Linked DNA regions of Homo sapiens: region 1 is linked to region 2. The links are chromatin contacts, found by Hi-C or POLR2A ChIA-PET in ENCODE. All regions are on one chromosome and are shown on one strand. Each heading gives the region's core, a stretch centred on a gene start or an enhancer-like site at or near the end of the contact. The rest is flanking DNA. Distances are from core to core; before and after follow the strand shown. Region 1 holds the start of METTL16 (methyltransferase 16, RNA N6-adenosine). Region 2 holds the start of YWHAE (tyrosine 3-monooxygenase/tryptophan 5-monooxygenase activation protein epsilon).

The links. Hi-C counts contacts between places; a loop is a spot of excess contacts on that map. ChIA-PET counts read pairs that join two places held with the same protein, here RNA polymerase II (POLR2A). Pooled maps may share reads with other maps.
Region 1: a pooled map shows a loop between it and region 2 (5-fold over the local background). The contact joins the promoter of METTL16 here to the promoter of YWHAE in region 2. A Hi-C loop is called at or near these places in 1 of 50 pooled maps. POLR2A ChIA-PET finds 5 or more read pairs at or near these places in 2 of 52 experiments (B cell and activated T-cell).

Annotation. Positions count from the first base shown.
Region 1 is chr17:2,510,194-2,514,398 of GRCh38, reverse strand. METTL16 (methyltransferase 16, RNA N6-adenosine) reads left to right here and starts at 2,511. Exons shown (of 10, transcript NM_024086.4): 1 at 2,511-2,640. RefSeq lists enhancers at 2,311-2,360, 2,431-2,640.
Region 2 is chr17:1,397,964-1,402,156 of GRCh38, reverse strand. It overlaps YWHAE (tyrosine 3-monooxygenase/tryptophan 5-monooxygenase activation protein epsilon), which reads left to right and starts at 1,935. Exons shown (of 6, transcript NM_006761.5): 1 at 1,935-2,110. The coding sequence starts at 2,047. RefSeq lists enhancers at 1-494, 1,437-2,074, 2,075-2,712, 2,713-3,350.

The DNA of each region.
Region 1 (4,205 bases), core at 1,262-3,761, 1.1 Mb before region 2:
ACTGCACTCCAGCCTGGGCGACAGAGAGACTCTGTCTCAAAAAAAAAAAAAAAAGTGTTATATGCATTCAATGGAATACTGTGCACCTATCACAAAGAACAATAAAGAGCTATATTGTTGGAAGTGGAAGAATCTCCAAGAGTTATATTTGAGTATATGTGCATGTGTGTGTGTGTATATATATGTAATTACATATATATACAAATATATATTATTATTTGTATAAAAATTATTTGGTTATATATCCTTATGAGATATAGAGGTTTAGTAGTAAGGTTACCCAAATTTGATGGTGCTTGGCTGTGAGTGGTGAGATTTTAGATAATTTTTGTCTTTCTGATATCTTTATGTATTATTTAAATTATTTAAAAATTTTCAGTTATTAAAATGTTTTATCTTTATGGAATACTTAAAAAAAACTGACCAGAGAAGTTATAAGGAACAATATTATTATTATTAGGAACTCACTATATACTAGACATTCTGCTGTTTTATATGCATTATCTGATTTAATTCTCACAACCCCATGAGATTATTATCCTATTTTGTAATATTGAGCAAACTAAGCCTTCAAGTGTTTAAGCAAATTGCCCATACTCACAGGGTTAGTAAATGGTGGGGGCAGGATTAAAGGCCAGGTTTCCCAGCTGCAGTGCTACTAGGGTCTCTCTGGCCCGACCTACAGGTAAACTGGGTTGCTCTTTGGAGCTAACAGAAAGTTACCAATATCTTAAATACAATCACTTCAACCCCACCAGTCCTATCTCCGAGGCCATCTTTTCTTTTACCTTTCCAGCAGCATGCACTAAATAAAATGCCATAACTAGTATCAAAGCCACTACCAACCAAAGATGGAAAACTTTCTGTGGTAATATGTTACATTGGTTGCTGAAATGAACCATGCCTTCCAGTATTGGAAGGGACCCTGGCATAGTCCCCTCCCCTTGAATTGGGGCTAGCCCTTCTACTTGCTTTAACCAAGAATATAGCCAAGGTGCTAGTTCTGCACCTACGCTTTAAGAAGGCCTGGCAGCTTCCACTTTTGCCCTTTTGGGAGCCCCGAGCCAACATGTAAGAAGTATTCTGGCGGGGCACGATGGCTCATGCCTGTAATCTCAGTACTTTGGGAGGCCGAGGCGGGTGGATCATCTGAGGTCAGGAGTTTGAGACCAGCCTGGCCAACAGGATGAAACCCCGTCTCTACTAAAAATACAAAAAATTAGCTGGGCATGGTGGCGGGCGCCTGTAATCTCAGCTACTCAGCTACTTGGGAGGCTGAGGCAAGAAAATCGCTTGAACCCAGGAGGCAGAGGTTGCATGCAGTGAGCCGAGATGGCGCCATTGCACTCCAGCCTGGGCAATAAGAAACTCCATCTCGGGGGAAAAAAAAAATGTCATCCTACTCTGCTAGACAAATTACATGGAAAGGCCACGTGGACAGGGAGAGAACTTGGACTACAGGGAGAGAGACCCAGTTCTTTCAGCGGAACCAGCCCCCACTTGTTGCTATGACCACTGGCAAGACCAGCAGAACGGGTGGGCTAATCCCAGCCCAGATTGCAGAACTGTGAGCAAGTAAAATGGTGGTTGTTTTAAGTCTTACGTTTTGGGGCGGTTTGTTACACAACAGATTATGAAAACACCTCCTCAGCTTTCCTTGGGTGACTACTGGTACTCACTTGTGTATAAGTCTCCATTCCTTAATCCTTACTATCTCCCAATTTTATGGTAATAGTTTGCCAGAAGCGTTCACATTAACGACGAGGACGTAGGCAGGCCCCCCCTTTTTTTTTTTTTTTTGAGACAGAGTCTTGCTCTTTCGCTCAGGCTGGAGTGCAGTGGTGCGATCTTGGCTCACTGCAACCTCCGCTTCCCGGATTCAAGCGATTCTCCTGCCTCAGCCTCCCGAGTAGCTGGGATTACAGGCGCCCGCCACCACGCCCGGCTAATTTTTGTATTTTTAGTAGAGACGGGGTTTCACCATGTTGTCCAGGCTGGTCTTGAACTCCTGACCTCAGGTGATCTGCCCGCCTCAGCCTCCCAAAGTGCTGGGATTACAAGCGTGAGCCGCCGCGTCCGGCCGGATCCTCAGTTCTTTCGCTGTAAACGAGAGTACTCTTCCCCAACCCACAGGCTTATATCTCTTACAATTCAGTGAGTGAGACATCGGCTGAGGACACACCTGTTGCACAAAAAGGGCTCACTGCACGCCATCACACCCAAGTCTCGTACCCTCATCTTCATAACCTGCCCAATCCCAGTGAGTGTGAGAGGTAAGTCTGCAGCAGGGCCCGGAAAACTTGTTTCTTTTTCTTTTAAATAAGTTTTCTCGCGAATTCGAACGCATGTCCTCCTCCTGCCATACCTCAAAGGACTCCGCTCGTCACCACGCCCCCGCGCCTTCTGTTAGGAGCAGCAAACCCCAGGTGTCGCGAGGGTTTCTTCTTTCTTCAAGATCAGCCACAGGTCGCGCGAGAGGGATGTGTCCAATCACGAGGCTAGATGGCTTCACAAGATGGCGGCGCGCTGGGAGCGTATCATCTGCGTTTCTAGGAGCTTCGCTATGCGGCTGCTTTAAGATTCTAGGGTTGTACAGGCCCACGCCAGACACGACGTCTGGCAGGAACCTCGGCCTCAGAGGTGGGTCACTTATATCTCTCACGCAGATTTACTATCATGGGTCACTTAACCCGTGGATCACACGGGTTCCTCATTCTTGAGTTTTGGGCTAGTGAGGTGCCGACTTCGGGGTCTAGGAGGGGAGACCTGATGTGGCTGTGTGTGCGCACGCGGGGGTGTTGAGAGTGGATGAGTGGGAGGAGTTGGCGAATAGAATAGAGACTAGGACTGAAGTAGGAAAGACTCCCCGGTGTTTAGGAGGTTTAGAGAGATCCAAAACTGAGGCGGGAAGACAAACTGAGCTGATAAAATGAGGGCATGGAAAGAACGGCAGTGGCAGGACTAGTGGGAAACGTCGGATTTATGAGAGAAGGCGAAGAGAGAAGATGTAGATTGGTGTGGAAGTGGGAGGGATCTGTGCAGAAAGAATTTGAAGTTCTGAAATTGGAATTTAGACTGTTTTACAGGCTGTGTATCAAGAGAGTGGTAGTTGAAGAGGGTTAATGGTCAAGAGGAACCAAGGAAACAGAAGCATGGAGATGAGAAAGAAAAAAAAAAAAAGGGAAAGCCTCATTCTCAGGGTTCTACTATTAACTGTGGCTTTCTGGACTGACTCAAGTAACCGGGAAGAAAAGTTCCAGTCCATGGGCTGAGCTTTTTTTGAAACTCAGTGAGGGTGCTTTGTGTCGGTGGTCCAGACAGGGAAGAGTTCTATCGTGGTTTCAATCAACAAATACTTGAGTGCCTACTCTCTTAGGCCCTATTTTAGGCGTTGGGATATGCGGTGAACAAGACAGACAAAATATTTACCCTCTTGAAACTTACTGACGGGAGATTTTTTAAAGTAAGTAAAATATATGGAATGCCAGATGGGTAAATTCTGTGTAGAAAATTGAAGCTAGAGCCTGGGTAGCAAAGCCAGACTCCCTTTCTACAAAAAATGAAGTAAATTAACCAGGTGCAGTGCTCTGTACCTGTAGTCCCAGCTGCTTGGGAGGCTCAGGCGGGAGGATTGCTTGATCTCAGGAGTTGGAGGCTGCAGGGAGCTATGATTCCATCATTGCACTCTGGGCAACAGAATGGAAGACCTTGTCTCAACAAGAAGAAAAAAAAAAGAATTGATGCCCAGTTAAACTCTGAAGAATAGGTTATATTTAGCTAAGAACTCATTGCCTATATTGGGAGGTTAGTTAGAAAAGAAGTGGTTGTATTTACTCATTCTGTATCTGTTCTGACCAGAAAAGTTGAATAATGTAGGAAATGAATCGAATCTGCCATGTCTGTAATTTAATTTGTTTCACATATATTCAGAGTATTATGTTGTGTGTGCACTGATGTCAGCTATGTAGTCTGTAGAATTTTCCTTAATGTGTGGCAGAGCCCTAACATGCCACTGTCTCTTGAAGTCACTGTTAGGATATGGTGACTAAAGTCAGCAACAATGTATATTTCAAAATAGCTAGGAGAGGGCTTGAAATGTTACCAATACATAGATATAAAAAATACTCAAAGTGGTGAATACCCCATATACTCTGACTTGATCAGCACACATTCTATGCGTGGAACAAATACCGCATAAATGTCAC
Region 2 (4,193 bases), core at 686-3,185:
TGCAGCCTCAACCTCCTGGACTCAGGAGATCCTCCTGCTTCAGCCTCTGAAACTGCTAAGATATGGCTCAGGCCTGTCATCCCAGCACTTTGGGAGGCCGAGGTGGGCAGATCACGAGGTCAGGAGATCGAGGCCACCCTGGCTAACATGGTGAAACCCCGTCTCTATTAAAAATACAAAAAATTGGCCGGGTGTGGTGGCATGTGCCCGTAGTCTCAGCTACTTGGGAGGCTGAAGCAGGAGAATTGCTTCAACCCGGGAGGTGGAGGTTGCAGTGAGCCGAGATCACGACACTGCACTCCAGCCTGGGCAACAGAGCGAGATGCCGACTCAAATAAAAAAAAAAAAAAACGTTTTTATAGACATGGAGTCTCGCTATGTTGCCCAGGCTGGGCTCAAGTCATCCTTCCGCATGGGCCTCCCAAGCGCCAGAAGCTGAAGCAATGTTCACTGAGTTATTCCTGCCTCCACAATCTTTATTTGATCTTGGTCCAACTCTTCTGTACCATGTACTCCACACCACCCTCATCTAACAAATTCCCTGCTCCTATTCATAGTGGGCCTAGGGAGGGAAAAAGGTTAAACAGGAGAAGACAAAGATCAGTGTGAGGGGAAAGTTGAGGCGTGAAAACTGGAGCTCCCCTGTCCCTGACAACTGTAACAGGGCCCAGTTCGTTTTTTTTCTTTTTCTTTGTTTTGAGACAGAGTTGTGCTCTTGTTGCCCAGGCTGGAGTGCAATGGTGTGCTCTCGGTTCACTGCACCCTCCCACTCCCGGGTTCAAGCGATTCTCCTGCCTCAGCCTCTGGAGTAGCTGGGATTACAGGCATGCACCACCACGCCCAGCTAATTTTTGTATATATATATAATTTTTCTTTTGAAACACAGTCTCACACTGTCGCCTGGGCTGGAGTGCAATGGGAGGATCTCGGCTCACTGTAACCTCCGCCTCCCGGGTTCAAGAGATTCTCCTGCCTCAGCCTCCTGAGTAGCTGGGATGACAGGCATGCACCACCATGCCAAGCTAATTTTTTGTATTTTTAGTAGAGACGGGGTTTCACTATATTGGCCAGGCTGGTCTCGAACTCCTGACCTTGTGATCCTCCCGCCTTGGCCTCCCAAAGTGCTGGGATGACAGGCATGAGCCGCCGCGCCCGGCCAGGGCCCGGTTCGTTACCCTGAGTCTAAAAGTGTCTGAAAAAGGCCCATGACCAGGCTTGGCCGAGAAAACTAGGACGTGGGCTGGGCGCGGTGGCTCACCCCTGGAATCCCAGCGCTTTGGGAGGCCGAGGGGGGGCGGATCATCTGAGGTCGGGAGTTCGAGACCAGCCTGGCCAACATGGTGAAACCCCATCTCTATTAAAAATACAAAAGCTGGGGGTGGTGGCGGGGGCCTGAAATCCCAGCTACTCGAGAGGCTGAGGCAGCAGAATCACTTGAACCCGGGAAGGCGGACGTTGTGGTAACCCGAGATCGCACCACTGCACTCCAGCCTGGGGAACAAGAGGGAAACTCCGTCTCAAAAAGAAAAAAGAAAAAAGAAAAAAGAAAAGAAAACCAGGGCGCGGTAGTGACAGCCTCAGATTTCGGGAAAGAAGACCTGCCATGACAGAAACCGTTACAGCCTCCGTCGTTCTTTTCCGCAGGTCGGGCCTCGGGCCCCGGTCTGACCCAGGTCTCTCGCTGGCTTTTTTCAGGAGCAGTCCCGGCCGGCCCCGCCTCAGCCCTTCTCGTTCCCCGGGGGCCGCTCCCTTTCGGCAGTCGCAGTTCCCGCCTCTGGGCTCCGGCGCCCGCTGAGCCGACAGAGGAGAGGCGTCTCGTGCGCTCGTTCCAGCCGCTTCGGGCGCCGAGTTCCAGGACCCGCCCCCCGCGCCAGTTGCCAGGGAGCGGTTGCCATAGAGCTGAGCAGTTGTCCGCGTGCGCAGGCGGAAGTCCCGGATTGAGGCGCCGCCATTTTTGCTGCCCGGACGCGGAGCGAGAGGCTGAGAGAGTCGGAGACACTATCCGCTTCCATCCGTCGCGCAGACCCTGCCGGAGCCGCTGCCGCTATGGATGATCGAGAGGATCTGGTGTACCAGGCGAAGCTGGCCGAGCAGGCTGAGCGATACGACGGTGAGTTGGGGGGGCAACGGGGGGCTGGAATTCTCGGACCCTCTGCCGCCGCCCACAGAGGCCGGGAACAGGAGACAAAATGGCGGCATCGTCTGCGAGCCTGGCCCGGGGGCTTGGGTTCGGGAAGCAGGAAATGGCCTGGGAGCTCCCGGGGCGATGGGAGGCTCTATGCCCTGGAATGTGACCCCTTCGCCGTCCTTAACTGCAAACAACTCGCGGGCCGGGAGGCCGGGGCGACGGGGTGGAGGAGTTGGTTGTAAAATGGCGGCTGGGGGGAGGGCGAGTCCCGGGGCGGGGGAGGGGGAGGAGATGGCGGGTGCTGTCTCCGAACGAGCCACCCTCATGGGAGCTTCTGGGACGGCCTTGGGATGTGGAGAACAATTGGGTGGGGTGACGGGGGAAGCAGCACCCGCCACATGGGAGAGAGCGAAGACCGGGAGCTGTAGCGCGGGCGCCTTTCAGGGAAATATGGCGGGTGGGGGCGGTGGCTTTTCCCCGGAGGCCCCGTGTGGGGCGGCGGCCGTGGAGTCTCACAAAGGAGGACCTTTGAGAGCGATGGGCTTCCTCAGGCCTGAGGTGGGGGACAGTCGTGGATGATGGTGGGGGGAGAGGGGTGAGTGGGAATCACTGCAGTTCGTCTTCGGGCGGTGGCAGGCTCCCATGCTGCGATCGGGTTTCTTTCCCGTAGGCCGGCACCTCGTAGTGAGGGGTTTCGGGGCTTTTCCTCCTCGTCGTCTTCTGGGGAGGCCCAGAAAATCCTCACTCCCTCCCTTTCCTCAGACTTAAAACAGGAGATCTCGAAGTTCCTGTAACCTTTCTCTGGCTCCATCACCCGTGGGTTCTGATGGATAGAACCAGGAGGCCACGACTCTGAGAGTTCGAGCCTTTGTAGAGCCCGAGCCTCCGTCCCCCCGTTTGTAAAAACGATGACTTTACAGTTTGTGCGCACCGTGATGACAAATGGGAAGACCTGTTGAAATAAAGTTATTTCCAATAGTGTTCAGTAACTGTATTTTGGTTGACTCTGCAGGCTCGGAATGCTGGTCTGTACTTCGTGGGGGATCTTAACCTATTCCAGGCGCTCGGCTGAGGCTGGGTTTTTTGAGTTATGAAGGTTGAAGATCCTGTTGCTTTCTTTTTTTCCGTTTTAAATAAATGGGTTTATGTAGAAATATTAGTAGGTCCTCTTTGTTCGTTGTTCTTTTGCCCCTAATGGGTTCTCCAGTCCTTTTTCAGAACTTCATCGAATGTCCATTGTGTCTGTCCAGTCATTGTCAGGAAGTTTATTCTTAATCCTCTCTCCCAGTCCACCTTTTGGACCACCTTTTGAAATACCCACACATTTATAATTGTGCGATACTGTAGTATTAAACGAAAGGTCATGTCTGTGGGTCCTGTGGTTTTAATGCTTTTGCGTGGTAGGGTGGGGTGAGACATGGTTGGAATCAAGTATCTTTGATTCTTAGATTTTTTTCCTAATTAAAATACCTATATTTCAAAATGTTAGGGCCCTTGCTTTCCTCGAAATGCGGATTTAGTCATGTGAATAACCTCAGGGTTAGTCCCCCTTATCATCAGAAATAAGATTCAGGGATTTGAAAATAAGACAAGGCCTCTAGAACTCATATTTAGGAAATATAGTGAACTAAATTTCGTCTTGTAAATTCTTAAATTGCTATTTGTATTCAACAAGGTTCCTGTTGGGGGGGGGGATAAGATGGGGAAGTACAGCTCAAGGTCTGCTTTGTCTTTATTTCAGTGTTTAAAAATCAAAGAGATATGAATGTGCTTGTATTGGAAGTCTCCTCCTCCGCCCCCTCATCTCCAGATGTTCCCCTCTTAATCTGTTAGTGTTCTTGGGAGGAAACAAATTGTACTTGAATGCTTTCTATTTTGTGGGTATTGGGGCTTTTTAAGTAAACTTGCTGTGATAACTAGAAAGGATGTGAGGAAAGGTCTTTTTCTTTTTGAAAGCTCCTTTAAAAAACTGATTTGAAAGCTTGTGATTGTAGTTTCCAAATAAAGTACAGGTTAGTGATAATTATATTTTTGATGTGAGTGGTGAGGATTTCTGACCAGAGCC